2 separate regions of the Homo sapiens genome follow, and region 2 is linked to region 1. Evidence: chromatin loops called from intact Hi-C (ENCODE). Cell type or tissue: Caco-2. All regions are shown on one strand. Each heading gives the region's core, and the rest is flanking DNA. Links, peaks and the distances in the headings are about the cores only. Region 1 overlaps CCNJL (cyclin J like). Region 2 overlaps C1QTNF2 (C1q and TNF related 2).

Evidence for each region. Peaks named below come from ENCODE experiments on the same cell type or tissue, not always from the same donor. Only the 100,000 strongest peaks of a DNase experiment are listed, where the experiment ranks them.
Region 2: it touches region 1 in a loop (4-fold over the local background); 8 of 110 quality-filtered maps call a loop at or near these places.

What each region holds. Positions count from the first base shown.
Region 1 is chr5:160,256,898-160,264,559 of GRCh38, forward strand. CCNJL (cyclin J like) reads right to left here. Exons shown (of 6, transcript NM_001308173.3): 4 at 2,572-2,874. It also overlaps the pseudogene LOC727947. Among named protein-coding and RNA genes, the nearest start is that of FABP6, 31 kb to the left of the region's middle. RefSeq lists an enhancer at 4,374-4,513. In Caco-2, for the core only: no CTCF peak of the experiment used is centred there; DNase peaks (open chromatin) are centred at 3,684, 4,184 and 5,554; H3K4me3 peaks cover 378 bases.
Region 2 is chr5:160,341,467-160,349,128 of GRCh38, forward strand. C1QTNF2 (C1q and TNF related 2) reads right to left here. Exons shown (of 3, transcript NM_031908.6): 3 at 6,288-7,662. Among named protein-coding and RNA genes, the nearest start is that of C1QTNF2, 25 kb to the right of the region's middle. In Caco-2, for the core only: a CTCF peak has its summit at 4,047 (motif pointing left); a DNase peak (open chromatin) is centred at 4,055.

The DNA.
Region 1 (7,662 bases), core at 3,217-5,716:
ACAGGGCAAGACTTCATCTCAAAAAAAAAAAAATTTTTTTTCATGATTTTCAATTACTTCCACTTTTGCCTTTTAAAGATCAGTTCATAGGGCAGCTAAACAACAACAACAAATTTAAAAAATAAAGTATCAGTCAGGGTGCTAACAGGGTGATACAAACGATCATTCAGTCAGACTCCCAAGGTTCAAATCCTAGCAATGAGCAGGGCATGGTAGCTCTCACTTGTAATCCCAGGAGTTTGAGACGAGCCTGAGCAACATGGCGAGACCCCATCTCTAAAAAAATTTAAAAAATTGGCCGGGTGCAGTGGTTCACGCCTGTAATCCCAGCACTTTGGGAGGCCGAGAGGGGCAGATCACGAGGTCAGGAGATCGAGACCATCCTGGCTGACACGGTGAAACCCCAACTCTACTAAAAATACAAAAAATTAGCCAGGCGTGGTGGCGGGCGCCTGTAATCCCAGCTACTCGGGAGGCTGAGGCAGGAGAATCGCTTGAACCTGGGAGGCGGAGCTTGCAGTGAGCCAAGATCGTGCCACTACACTCCAGCCTGGGTGACAGAGCAAGCCTCCGTCTCAAAAAATAAAAATAAAAAATAAAATAAAATCCTAGCAATAACCTTGGGTAAGTTACAGCTGGGTGTGGTGGCTCACGCCTGTAATCCCAGCTCTCAGGGAGGTAGAGGTGGGAGGATAGCTTGAGCCCAGGAGTTCGAGACCTACCTGGGCAATATAGCGAGACCCCGTTCTCCACAAAAAGGAAAAAAAAAAATAAGCGCAACCTTGGGTAAGTTACAGCATCATTTTCCTCTTTTGTAAAATATGATTAATGGAGGTGATTTTGGTGTGGGGTTGCTGTGAGGTTCAAATGAGATAATGTATGCAAAGCACTGAAGCAAGACACTTGGCATGCAGTAAATGCTCAGTTAATGCTTGGGATCACAATCACTGATTTTTTTTTTTTTTTTAGATGGAGTCTTGTTCTTGTTGCCCAAGCTGGAGTTCAATGGCACGATCTCGGCTCACTGCAACCTCTGCCTCCTGGGTTCAAGCAATTCTCCTGCCTCAGCCTCCCAAGTAGCTGAGACTATAGGCGCCCACCACCACACCTGGCTAATTTTTGTATTTTAGTAGAGATGGGGTTTCACTATGTTGGCCAGGCTGGTCTTGAACTCCTGACCTCAGGTGATCTGCCCACCTCAGCCTCCCAAAGTGCTGGAATTATAAGCATAAGCCACCGCGCCCAGTCCAATCATTGATCTGGATACTCATGCCCATTTTAGTTTGTGGTAGGTTATGGGATGGTTGTATCAACAGTATTTTTTTTTTTTTTAAGACCGAGTCTCGCTGGTCAAAATGGCTGGCAAGAAGGCTGTTGCAGCATCAGGCAAGTGGCTGGATGGTATTCGAAAATGGTATTACAACGCCACAGGATTCAATAAACTGGGGTTAATGAAAGATGATACAATATATGAGAATGAAGATGTGAAAGAAGCCATAAGAAGGCTTCCTGAGAACCTTTATAATGACAGGATGTTTCACATGAAGAGGGCACTGGACCTGTCCATGAAGCATCAGATCTTGCCTAAAGAGCAGTGGACCAAATATGAAGAGGAAAATTTCTACCTTGAACCGTATCTGAAAGAGGTTATTCGGGAAAGAAAAGAAAGAGCAGAATGGGCAAAGAGGTAATCATGTAGTTGAAGTCTGTGGATGCAGCTGTTACGAAGATGGTTAAACCTGAAACAATCTTAAGAATTATTTGGTCTGCAGCTGTTTTACTTTAAATAAATATCTATTGTAAAAAACAAACAAAAAAAAGACAGAGTCTCGCTCTGTTGCCAGGCTGGAGTGCAGTGGCGCAATCTCCGCTCACTGCAATCTCCGCCACCTGAGTTCAAGCAATTCCCCTGCCTCAGCCTCCCAAATAGCTGGGACTACAGGCATGCACCACCACACCCGGTTAATATTTTGTATTTTAGTAGAGACAGGGTTTCCCCATGTTGGCCAGGATGGTCCCGATCTCCTGACCTCGTGATCTGTCCGCCTTGGCCTCCCATTACAGGTGTGAGCTACCGCGCCCGCCCCTATCAGCAGTATTTTTGACCCAGTTAACATCTAGATTTTAAAACACTGGGAAGACTGAGTTTCAAGTTTCAAGTAAGTTTCAAGTAACAGGGTAACTTTTATTGCTAAAACAGATGTAAACATAATTCCCTCTCCCCATACTATCTGTATGATGGCCGCTATTTGAGAATAACCGATCTGCAAATCTGTGCTATTTAATTCATTTGCAATGTTTCAGGTTACTGTAAGAAAAATTACCAGTTGATCTGTAAGTTTCTAGGTTTCTGGCTGCCTGCATATAAGTTGCTATTTCTCTTTTACATGTTACTGGGCGAATCCTTGCCCTTTCTTTGCTTACTGCCTGCAAAGTTAAGAGTGATCTGGGTGCACAGGCCCCAGTGAGAAGGCCTGATCTGGATGGACATGCCTTTTAGAGCCGCCTGACCCCGACCCCTGGGTGGTGGGGAAGGGGTGGGAGGTCCTGCCATCGGGTCCCAGCTGTCACCTTGCAGGGTGACCTCTAGGAAGTAATGGGCATACTCCTTGAGGCACTCTTTGGTCTTGCGGGGGCAGGTGGTGGGCCAGGTGTGGCAGTGGTGGTCCTTCTGGCTGACGGAGGCCAAGAGGTAGTAGTCCAGGAAGTGGGCAGGCGTGGGCAGGCAGAGGTTCCAGCTGAAGGCCTCCAGGAGCAGCAGCTCTGTGCTCAGCAGCTCCTTCTTGGTGAGGGTGAAGTTCTGGCTGCTCAGGATCCTCGTGCTGTTTATTTGCTCCAACTTGGGGACGTGGTCTTCCCGATCCTCGAACTTACCTGTCGGGGAGCAGGGGAAGCAGGGGTTACTGGAAGACATTTACCTGAACCCAGGAAGCTAACGGCCCACCTTACAGTGCCTGGACATTGCTGGCAAAGAAGACAGAAAGCAGACAGGCCAGACTGCGGAGGAATAGGAGCACACATTCCAGATCTGTCAAACCTAGGCTTGAATCCACAAGCCATCACTTCCCACTGGGGGATCATGGCTAGGTGTCTCAACCTCTCTGTGACTCAGTTTCCTCATCTGTAAGATGGAACCTATACTTCATAAGGCTTTTGTTAGAGTCAATGGGAAAATGCAAACCAAATGCTCAGACAAGCCTCTGGAACACAAAGCAGCCGATAGCGGTCAGCAGCAGCAGCCAGGGGCTGGGGAATAAGGTGCCCTCCCTACTCTCCATCTGGCCCTAACCAATCCAACCTCCTGGCTAGAGTCAGCATGGCCACGCAAACCTGGCCCTGTCCCTCCACGTGTAGAAAAGCTCTTCAATGGCTTCCCGCTATCCTGGCTATTGAGTTCAAACTGTGTAAACGGGGTCTTAGTGTGGGTTCCCTCTGGTTTCCAGGTCTTGGAAGGTAAGCCCAGGAAAGATCGGTAGGTGGGGGACGAGAACAGGAAAGGGAAGAAAGCCCAAAAGGACACAAGCGAGTCACCACTGTGGACAACCCGAGCTTAATCCTACTGAGGAATTCTGAGAAACAGCCTAAGACAGGCCTCAGGTTATCCTACCCACGGGTTAAAGAGCAGAGGCATTTACATAGCAACCCCGGCAGTCATCAGTTGTGGATGCTCTCAGGGAACAATGGGAGGTCCTTGTGCCCTGAGGGTCAAGACTCAGGGGCTGGTGGGGGGGCATGACAGCTTCCACTGCGTGAGGCTCTGCAGACTGTGGGCCTCTCCAGCCTCAATGTTCCTCACTCTGGGAAAACCACCCCACAGGTGGCCGTGGACCCTGTCCTTGGCAGTTCTTGCCTATAAGCCTTCATTGACACAGCCCCCTGGGCCTGGAGCACCCTTCCCCATCCCCTCCTCACTCAGCCAACCCTGACCTGTCCTTCACCTGGAGTCCCTGCCTCTCAGAAGACGCCCTCCACACCAGCCCCCTGTACTGTACGACTCCCACATCAGGTGGTGAGGCCTTCAAGGGCCTGGCCTCGGTCTGTTCACCCATGACCCCAAGGCCAGCCTCATGGGGTGTGGAGCTGCCACTAAGTAAATGCCAAAAGAGGCATTGGGGCGGCCCAGCTGACCTCAAAGCACACATCAGTGCTCACGAAGGGAAGGGCAAACAACACATGCACGCACCTGCTCCCAGCTGCAAGTGCCTCTGACCCAGTTCCCATCTCTCATGCTGCTTAGGGGAGATAAGGAAGTAACCACCACAGGCTGCTCCACAGTAGATACAACACATTCCTGAGGACGGCTCAAAAGACGTCACTGCAGAATGAATCAACCACGTCTCAGCAAGCCAGGGTTGCTCCCTTCTCGGCAAGCCTTGCAGCAGCCCACTCGGTGGGTAACGACGACCTGACACAGAGCTCTGGTCTTTGATGCAGAGGAGTCTAGTGATTGGAAATGTACAAGACAGTGAAGGGCAGAGGCACTACCAGCCCCGCACCATGCAGTTTACAGCAAGCACACATTCCATCCCTTTCCGGAGCCCAGTCACTCAGCCTGCAATGGTGCTGTGTCCGAAGTACACACTTTCTTGTCTTGCACACAAGAACAACTCAGGCAGGCCAACGCGAGGTCAAAGCTGCCCAGAGAGGAAGAGCCTCCTGCATGGCTGGAAATCCCAGGGTTGAGGCTCTGGCCGACTGGCTCTATTGGCTTTGGCAGCTCCCCCCATACTCCCCCCAACACTCCCTCTTCAAGCACAGGATCCAGCCACGTGGGACTCCAACCCCTCCCCGGGCTGGGAATGCTCTTCCCCTCACCCCCCTTATCGGTGTCCTCCAGAGCTCAGTTTAGAGACCTCCAGATATTAAACGGACTTCCTACACTTAGATTACTTGCTTAACATCAAGTATTAATATGAATGGCTGGCATCTGACTCTAAGCCTTGTAAGAATAGGAACTGAGTCCAACCCATTCGCTGCTGTGCCACCAGTTCCCAGCACATGCCTGGCACATAGTAGGTACCCAATAAATATTTGTTAAATGAATGAATAGTCCTCTCAGGAAACAGATATTTTAGGCCATTTGAATTTTTCTCTGATGATCTTGTATTCCCCAGTTTTTTCTCCAATGATCATGTATTCTTTGTGCAGTTTTTAAAAGGAAGAATTTTATTTATTTATTTTTTCCAAAGTTGCCCCGGCTCCCCTGAATCTTGTGCTGAGCCAGCCTTGGTTGCATGCACTCAGCAGAAACGAGCTCTTTCCCTCCCCAGAGCAGGAGGTGGCGAGGTGAAGGTGCACTGTACTGGGGTGGCACTAAGACCCTTGCACAGCACTGCTGGCAGCCAGCAATCTCTTAGAACTGGCAGATGTGCTCAATCAGATTAGTTTCCTCCTCCCCTCCTCGCTTTTCAAACCTTTCAGAGCTCTGCTACCAGGCCCAAGAGGATTATCCTCCAATGGAAGGCACCAGGGATTACTGCGGAATCTGATTTCACCTGCTCCCTCTGCTTCCTGGGAACGCACACGGCAGGCCACAGCCAGGCAGTGCTGGGTCTGAATCCTCAGGAGTTTGCCCTGGACCTACGAGCACTAAACTCGACAGGCTGCTTATTTGCTTATGTTGTAGGACCTTGTCCCACATGAAGATAAAATGGTGCTGCAGAATGGAAAGTGCTTCACAAGCCCCCGGCACACAGAATGGGCTGTGCTTCGAGCTGGTCATGCACTTGCTCGTGGCAGGAACCTTCTAGGTAGGTTCTTTACAATCCTCAGAGGCTCAGAGAAAAAGCTGATGGGAGAACTCAGCTTCTACACCCAGAAGCAGACTTCAGAGTTAACCTGGGCTTGGCCTGGCCAGCAGTTAAAAAGCAGCCAGAAAAGATTTTATGAGTTTCCTGATGCTGCACGTGCCTGGCAGACATTTCCTCCCTTCCTCCTGGGACTGTGAGTGGGGCTGGCCCCTTGTCCCCAGCGCTGCCACCACCAAGCACCGTTACTCAGCTGCTTCCTCCTTATCGACAAACTGCACAGGCAACAGATGCCTAGAAGACTTCAGGCGAGTCCCCTGGGAGAGGCTGGGAACAGAATTCTGAGTCCTTCCAAGCCAGACAATAGCCATGGAATCTCTGACTTCTCTGATGCACTTTTGATTTCGAAAATTTTCAAATCAGAGAAAAGATGAAAGACAACAATGAACACATAGGACCCTTCACCAGATTCTGCCCTTGCTGACCCTGATCCATGTGTGCTCTGTCTAGGTGTATTCTGTCTGTAAATACTGGTTTTGTTAGACCATTTCTAGTCAAGTTGCAGACGTGACATGCCACCCCGAACACTTCAGCATCCGTTCCTGAGGTCATTTTCCTACAAATTGTAATGTTATTAGCATTTCTAAGACATGAACATTAATGCAATCACATTTTCTAATATTCAGTCCACATCTGACTTTCTCCAGGGGTCCTAAAAATGCCTTTTATAACCTTTGTTTTGTGTTTTTGGATCCAGAATCCAAACTAGGTTCACACATGGAGTCTATTACCGCTGAAGTCCCCTTGTTTCGTTTGCTTTTCATGACACTGACTCTGGGAGAATCTAGGCCAGTTGTCTTGTAAAATGCTCCACATTCTGGATCTGCCTGATTGTTTCCTCACAATTAGATGCAGGTCAAACAGTACAGGCAAGCAAATGACAGAAGCTGTTCTGTCCTTCTCACCCACTGGACCATAGCAGGAGTCCTAGGAAACGTCACTTTGTCCTGGCTTATGTTAGATCACTTGATTAAGGTGGTGACACGAGACTGCTCCAGTTCAAGGTACCAGCTTCCCTGGGAAATTAATAAATAATCTGGGAGGGCACACTTTGTGAATATCCTGTTTCTCAACAACCTTTAGCTCAATGGCTTTGCATCCATGGATGATCCTTTTCTGAATAAATTATTATACTGGGGGTTGAAAAGGAAGTTTTAAAAATCATATCATTCCATCTACATTTTTCTTTTTGATGTTCACATTGTCCTAAATTGGAACAGCAGGAGCCCTATCAACCTCTTTTTTTTTTTTTTTTTTGAGATAGGGTCTCACTCCTGTCGCACAAGCTGGAGTGCAAGTAGCTCAATCTCGGCTCACCATATCTTCAACTTCCTGGGTTCAGGTGGCCCTCCCACCTCAGCCTCCTGAGTACCTAGGTATATAGGCACACGCCACCACACCTGGCTAATTTTTGTAATTTTAGTAGAGCCCAGGCTGGTCGAAATCCTGGGCTCAAGTGATCTGCCCGCCCCGGCCTCCCCAAGTGTTGGGATTACAGGCATTAGCCACTGTGCCTAGTCACTATCAACATACTTATAAGATTAAAAAGCATTCTAAACCTAGTGAAGCACTTCTCTGGCTCTCGGAGGCTAGGCAGACGCACGTGTACCCCCAGTGTTGGTGGTGACGGTGGTGCCTGTAAGTGATGCCTCTTATGTGCCCTCCTTTCTGCATGTGGCTGGCTGATCCCTAACACCATTTCCTGAGGCTGGCACACAGAGCTCCTGGGCAATTCGTGGCAGGTGAGGATGACCATGCATCCATCCATGTGGCCTACATGCTTAACCACAGATGAGGCCGTGGTGGCAAGATGCTGTGGATCCAGCTTACAGACTGGCTTTTTTTTTTTTAATTA
Region 2 (7,662 bases), core at 3,006-5,505, 84 kb after region 1:
ACTGCTTTATCTCCAGGGCCCAGAACAGAGCCTGGCATATAAAGGTCCTCAGTAAGTGCTGTTAAATAAAATGTGTAGGAGGCCATTGGTTTAGACTGAACTCCTGCGTTAGGCCCAACTGAATAAACCAAAATGGGATCAGTCATGCTGAAGTTCCGTGTCACCCAGCCAAAACTAAGTTGTTTATCTGACCTTCCCAGAAATCAGGAGAGACAATAGCCAAATTTCTAAACAAGCTAGTTTTAGCTGGTATGATAAGGAAGTCCTCTCTTCTTTAACCTTCACAAGGAAAGTAACTTTGAAGCAACCCATCCGCTTTTTGCTTTCTGTTTCTGCTTTCCTCAGCCCTTTTAGGTCTATAAAACCAACATTCTCTGCTCCGATTCTAGGAACACTCATTCTGGTTTACGGAATATGAGGTATTGCCTGATTCTAGAATTGCAAATAAAAGCCAATTAAGATCTTTAAATTTGTCAAAATTTTGTCCTTTGACAGCATTTATTTCAATAACTCGTCTTTTACGTATTCAGCATTTCCCTTCTTCAAGTTGGGATTTGGGGCCAAAAGGGATGACTACTTTTTATAATTTTTCATCTAGGTTGTTTCAGTGTATCAATAGTTTGTTTCTTTTTATTGCTGAGTGGTATATCATGGTATGGATGCATCACAGTTTGGTCAACCAGCAAGTACAAAGGCCTGGAGTGGGGAATGAGCTTGCCACCCCTTCAAGTGACAGGAGACCAGGTGGCTAAAGAGAAAGAGGTTATTTATCACACTAGGCTCTGAGCAGCAGAACCTCAAGAAGCTAAGGAGCCATAGAGGGCAGGTGAAGGATGTTCCTTGAGGTTTTTTTCATAACTCAGTTCTCAAGCTCAGTCTCATCTGACCTCCACAGGAACTTTGCCTTGGGAGGAACCCCGCCCCCCACCCCATACCTTCCACAGCTCCTGACACTCTCAAAGGAGTGGATCAGATCCTGGCCAACAGCCAGCAGCATCCAGTCCTGGCAGTGCCAACTGTGGGTCAGCTGACTTCATTTCTTCTCCTCTCACTGGTCTGCAGGCTTGGTCTGCGTCAGAGGGAAGATGGTGGGCAGGGTGCGGAGATACAGCCCTGAAGACTCTGCTCTCCCTGACTGGCCACGGGAGCTGACACAGTATTACCAAGGTCCCTCAGGCTCCATCTGTCAGTTCCAGAAATTCAGTCACCTTGGAGAAAGCCTTCTGGCAGCAGAACTGGTGAATCATAAAGTCAAAAAAAAATCCAAGCTAGAAGGGAACTCAGAGATCACTGAGTCCAGCCAGAGAGATGGCTATTCCCTGCAACAGCTCTCTCAAGTGTTTTACGAGCTATCTGCCTATGAGTCTCAATGTGGCTGCACCACAGACTCAGCTGGGGAGTTTCCAAAAATTCCCAATGTCCAGGCTGTACTCCAGACTAATTGCATTAGAGTCACTTGGTGGGTGGGAGACAGGATTAGAAGTCTTACCACTCCACCCAGGTGCAACCACGGTTAGAACCAGAGTTGTGGTCCCTGGCAGCCTGGATGTCAGAGGGCTGTAGTCATTATGACCATGACCTCTGAGGTCTGAAGGACTTGGATTTGAGCTCCTGCTGTGCAACTTCTCCAACTGGGTAACCTCAGTCAACTTTCTGAACCTCTTCTAGCCTCTATTTCTTCATCTGTGGAAAGTGGATCATCGTAATACACCTACCTTACATGTTGTTCTCAAGGCCAAACGTATTAATCCATGAAAAGCACACAGTGTTTCATTCCTAGTAAGAACTCAGTAAATGTTAGTTTTTATTGTTATTACTTTCCCAAGGTCTAGCATTCTATTAGAAAGCTCTTCTGGGCCGAGCGACGTGGATCATACCTGTAATCCCAGCACTGTGGGAGGCCCAGGTGGGTGGATTACCTGAGGTCAGGAGTTCGAGACCAGCCTGGCCAACATGGTGAAACCCCATCTCTACTAAAAATACAAAAATTCACCAGGTGTAGTGGCGGGTGCCTGTAATTCCAGCTACTCAGGAGGCTAAGGCAGAAGAATCGCTTGAACCCTGGAGGCAGAGGTTGCAGTGAGCCAAGATGGCACCACTGCACTCCAGCCTGGGCGACAGAACAAGACTCTATCTCAAAACAAACAAACCAACCAACAAACAAAATGAAAGCTCTTCTATAGGGTAAGTTGAAATGTTTCTCCTATAGCTGCAAGAGTGGTCTTCTCAAAACCCAAGTCTGCTTATGTCACTTGCCCCCTTAAAATCATTCTGTGGTTTCCTGTTATTCTCATGGTCAAGATAGCCATCTTTAGTTTGACCTATCAGCCTTCAAGGTCTGGGCTCTGCCCCCTCATCTTCTCCCCTTGCACACTTTGCCCCCATGACCTGGGGAGGGGCTTCTTTGATTCCTCTCCTGTGTCATGCCCTGCCCCACCACGGGGCCTTTGCCTGCCATGCCCCTCCCTGGAAAGCCCTCTCCATCCAGCTTCCCTTGCCAACTCCCACTTGCCCTTCAGCTCTGCTGTTACTCCACCAGTGCTACTCCCTGACAGTCTCACCAGGACTCCCAGTCTTCTCTCCTCAAGGTTGAACAGCCAACACTCCTACGGCAGGTGGCACTTCTAGACCCTCCACACCCTCCTCGGTTTCAGGTTGTAGGATGCCTAGAACCAGACTCAACATCAGGGAATGAGGAGCTTTTCAAAAGTGATTTGCCCATCTAGTTCTGCCAAGTGACAGGAAACTGAGGAGGTTGAGGATTAATGCCCCGTTAGCCTTTCACCTCTGAGGCCCTTGATCTCCATGTCTTGAAGCTCACACATTAAGTGTGTTTTATGGGATAAGAGAGCCCCAAATAGAATATGGACATTTCACACGAGGAAGCCATTTCGGACCGCTGTCAGCATCAGCTTGAAACCCACTTGGGGTGGAGATAAATGACTGTCGGAAGTTTGCAACGGCATCAGCAAAAATAAACACCTGTGATGAGGTTGAACTCTTCATTATTGTTTTTAAGTCAGGGCCAATCTGAGGCAAAAGTATAAAGTAGATGGAGAATGTTTAAAAAATAAAAAATAAAAAAACAAACCCCACCATTTTCCAGAGCCATCTTTGGGCTCTTTCTGAGAAATTCTTTTTTTTTTTTTTGAAACGGAGTCTCACTCTGTTGCCTAGGCTGGAGTGCAGTGGCACAATCTTGGTTCACCATAACCTCCGCCTCCTGGGTTCAAACAATTTTAGTGCCTCAGCCTCCCGAGTAGCTGGGATTACAGGCACCCGTCACCATGCCCGGCTAATTTTTTTTTTTTTTTTTTGTATTTTTAGTAGAGACAGGGTTTCATCATGTTGGCCAGGCTGGTCTCGAACTCCTGACCTCAAATGATCCACTCACCTCGGCCTCCCAAAGTGCTGGGATTACAGGCGTGAGACACCGTGCCCGGCCTCTTTCGGAGAAATTCTTTTTGGGTCTCCGTCTCTGGAGCAGGGAGAGAAAAGTGTTGGGAAGCCACAGAGGTCTTCGGGAGCACCCTCAGATGCTGTGGTTGAGGAGCTGGGCCTGCGAGGTGACCTTCAAACCCACACTGTGCTCCATTCTCAGTGCCACCCCGGCCTGAGGACAGCTGTGGAAATGACACCGGGACAAGGGAGGCACACAAAATGTCCTCCCTTGAAGGGCAGAACTCGAGTCTTTCCTGTGTTAGTTTTCCCCTCAGCCCGGCCCAGAGCTTGGCAAAGCCGGCTGTGGGTTAGAATCGGCTGAGGAGCTTTTATGAAAGCGCATGGAAGCTGTCCCCGCAGGAGGTTCGGCTGCTGAATGAGGTTGTGGTGCCAGATAGATCTGACTCCTCACCTGGTTTGGGGACCCCGGGTGCATTCTTCAGCCTTGCCTCAGTGAGTGCTCAGGACACGTCTGCTGAATTGAAAGAGACCTTCAATGGACTGAACAACAACCTGCTTTCTGGCAGGCAATCTAGAAAATAGCCTGAGACCAGGGTGTATCTCCCAGCCTCCATGCCGCAGGCCGGGAGGTTTGTGTAGTCGACGTTCTCCCCCTAGTGGCCTGAGTGAAGATGACAGGCAGGAGGGAAAAAAAGCCTTTTCACCTGCGAGGCCTGGCTGCCAAGGGCTCCCGAGCTGCGGATGGACACCAGGATCCAGCTGCTCTTCCATGACTCGCCCTCCCTTACCTCGCCCTGATCCCGGCCCTGTCAGATCTCATCTTTACTTAACATTCTGATATTTTGTTTATCATAGAGTTTTTGGGTTATTTTTGATTTATTAAAATATTGTATTAAAATATTTCTGGCCGGGGGTGGTGGCTCACTCCTATAATCCCAAAACTTTGGAAGGCTGAGGCGGGTGGATCATTTGAGGTCAGGAGTTCGAGACCAGCCTGGCCAACATGGTGAAACCCCCGTCTCTACTAAAAATAAAAAAATAAAAAAATAAACTAGCCAGCCGTGTTGGTAGGGCGCCTGTAATCTCAGCTACTCGGGAGGCTGAGGCACAAGAATCGTTTGAACCAGGGAGGCACGGGTTGCAGTAAATTGAGATTGCGCCACTGCACTCTAGCCTGGGCGACAGAGCAAGATTCCATCTTAAAAAAAATTATTTCTGCCAGGTGCGCTAGCTCATACCTGTAATCCCAGCACTTTGCGGAGGCTGAGGTGGGAGGATCATTTGAGGCCAGGAGTTTGAGACCAGCCTGGGCAACATAGCAAGACCTCCGTCTCTACAAATAATTTAAAAATTAGCCGTGTGTGGTGGCACAGGTCTATAGTTCCAGCTTCTCAGGAGGCTGAGGTGGGAGGATCACTTGAGCCCAGGAGGTCGAGGCTGCAGTGAGCTGTGATCGTGCCACTGCACTCCAGCCTCGGTGACAGAACAAGACTCTGTCTCAAAAATATATATATTTCTATTGATTACTGTGGTTTTTGTCACCCTCTTACATTTTGTGCATGACGTGAGTGCCTCAATTTCGCTCCCCCACCCTCATCATAGTCCTGATGCAGAAGTCAGCCCACGAAGCCCCCCTAGACATAGGGAGTAAGACCCTCATCATTTGTCAGCTGAACCCTGAGGCTCCACCCAGGGTTGCGCTGGCCTGTGAGGGCCTTGTGTGTCTAGTGCTCTTTGCACTGTAATTAAGGGCACTGTAGATTCTCCAGGCTTTCTCCAGAAGGGGAATGGCCGCCTTTCAAAGTGTGTTCTGAATGAGAAAATACCCCTGGATCAAGGGCGATTTGAGTGCACAAAGATGCACTGGGTTCTGTGGTGCTTACAAATGTGGAGACCTACAGGTAGGCCCTGGTTGCTGAAGCCCACAGTAATCAGCCGAAGCTAGGAAGAAGGGCTGGGGCCCAGTGCATCTGGGAAGGCCACCGCCTTGGATCCCCTTCCTCATCTGGGCCACCATCCCGCATGATCAGCCTGAGACCTCCAAGTGGCTCACCAAGGAGGCAGCCATCCTCAGAAGAGTCAGGGGATAAAAGGAGTGCTCATCTTTGACATCACTCTCTACCAGAGACCCGCCTCAACTGCATCATCTGCTTCTGCCCCACCTGCCACAAACCCACCATCTGGAGCAACGCTAGACCACATCCAAGGAAGACAAGACCCCAGCCCTGGGCCCTGGAAGGTCTCTGCTATCATCTGCCCCACGCTCTACAAAAGAGTGACGAGTCTTCCCCCATCATTCCCACACTCTCCCTGAGGAGTCCCTGGTAGATGCCAAGGGGACATCGGTTCAATATGGGCCAAAAAGTGGCAACCACAGAGCTCTGGGGTCCAGCCCATCTTGCTGAGTTTGGATTTATTACCTGGGCTACAAAGGGTTAAGTCAAATGCCTTCAAATGCCTATATCCCTGAGGGAAGGAAGAGGAAGAAGCGAAAGGCTCTCCTAAAATTTATTTTTGTAAGAAAAAGAAAAGGTAAAAAGAACTGTTCACTGACCAAAGCTGACCCCTTCCCACAGGGGTGCTGCAGGGGACCCCAACCCACACGTCAATCTGATTGGGCCAGAAAGCCTTTCCTGAATGTTTCAGACCCACCCCAATCCCAAACCATTTATGGCCCAGAGACAATGGAGTTATTTTAAATAAACCCGATTTTATTTATGGAGATGGCCACTCCTTCTGGAACTATCCCGTGCAGCTATCCTTGTCCCTGAGGATCTCACTAGGCGGGCAGCCAGAGAAAGCTGCTAGGGAGCTGCAGCTCCAACTGAAAATTATCTCCAGCAAATCGTTTCATGGGTCTCTCAGTACCTGCGTTTTTGTTTTTGTTTTTTTTTTTTTTTTGTTTTTTTTTGAGATAGTCTCACTCTGTTGCCCAGGCTGGAGTGCAGTGGCAGGATCTCAGCTAACTGCAACCTCCACCTCCTGGGTTCAAGCGATTCTCCCGCCTCAGCCTCCCCAGTAGCTGGGATTACAGGCACCCAACACCACGCCTGTCTAATTTTTGTATTTTTTTAGACGATGTTTTGCCATGTTGGTCAGGCTGGTCTTGAACTCCTGACCTCAAATGATCCGTCCACCTCAGCTTCCCAAAGTCCTGGGATTATAGGCATGAGCTACCACATCCCGCCAGCACCTGGCACTTTTACTGCAGCTTCTTAAGCCCCCAGATCCCTGCATACTGGCAACACCTGTGCTTGGGGTGCGATTCATTTGCGTGGGATCCATTCCTGCCATCTCAGAGCAGCGGTTCTCAGATGCACGTGCATATCCTGGTGTATCTCATTCATTGAGAAGCGGGCCTGCAAAAGATTAACTAATAATAAAGCGCTCAAGTCTGTGGCCGACTTGACTCATGCAATGAGCAGATTCAAGATGATCCGCCTATCAGTGTCACTTTGTATTCTGATAAGCCTTCGTGAATGGAACGAGCTCTGCCATGGCCTGGGACATTCTGTATTATCTTCCAGCCTCACGCCTCATGCCTCCCTTCTCAGTTCTTACCTTGGCCCCTCCCTCTTTCCTGTCAAGGTCTTTGCACTTGCAGAGCCTTTTGCTGGAGACCTCTTTTCGAGGCCTTTGTGTTGCTCTATTTCCTTCTTTGGAACTCAGCTCAAAAATGGAAATTTTCCAGGTACTGACTTAGAGGGGTCTTAAGAGAGCTTTTGGGGAAGGGAGGTGAGAAGTTGGAAATAGCTTGTTCTTTGATCTACATGGAGGTTTCAGAGTGTGCACATAAGCAAAAATTATTCACTGAGTTGTCAACTTAAAATCTGGAGAGTCACTGTATGTAAGTAAACCTAAAAACGCAAACTTAAAAAAAGAAACAAATTTCCACCTCTTCCCTGTCTCCTGTTATTCCTATTACTGTCAACCATGGCATGTTCATTTCTATCCTGGCATAATATTATATTATTTGCTTGTATATTTGTAAATTGTATCTCCTGCTAGAATGTAAGCTGCATGAGGACAGATACTCTGTCTTGTCCACTGCTGCATCTTTCAGAGAATAGCATAGTGCCTGTTACACAGTAGATACTTTAAAAAGAAGTGAATAAATAGATGGTTGGATGAATAAAAAGGTTTGGATTTAATGAAGGGGAAAAAAAGAGGCAGAGGAGGTGAGCCTGAGGCTAGAACCGCTCACTCGACCCCCCACCCCCAGCCTACAGTTGTGGGGTCTTGCTCTGTAAGCCCAAGTCC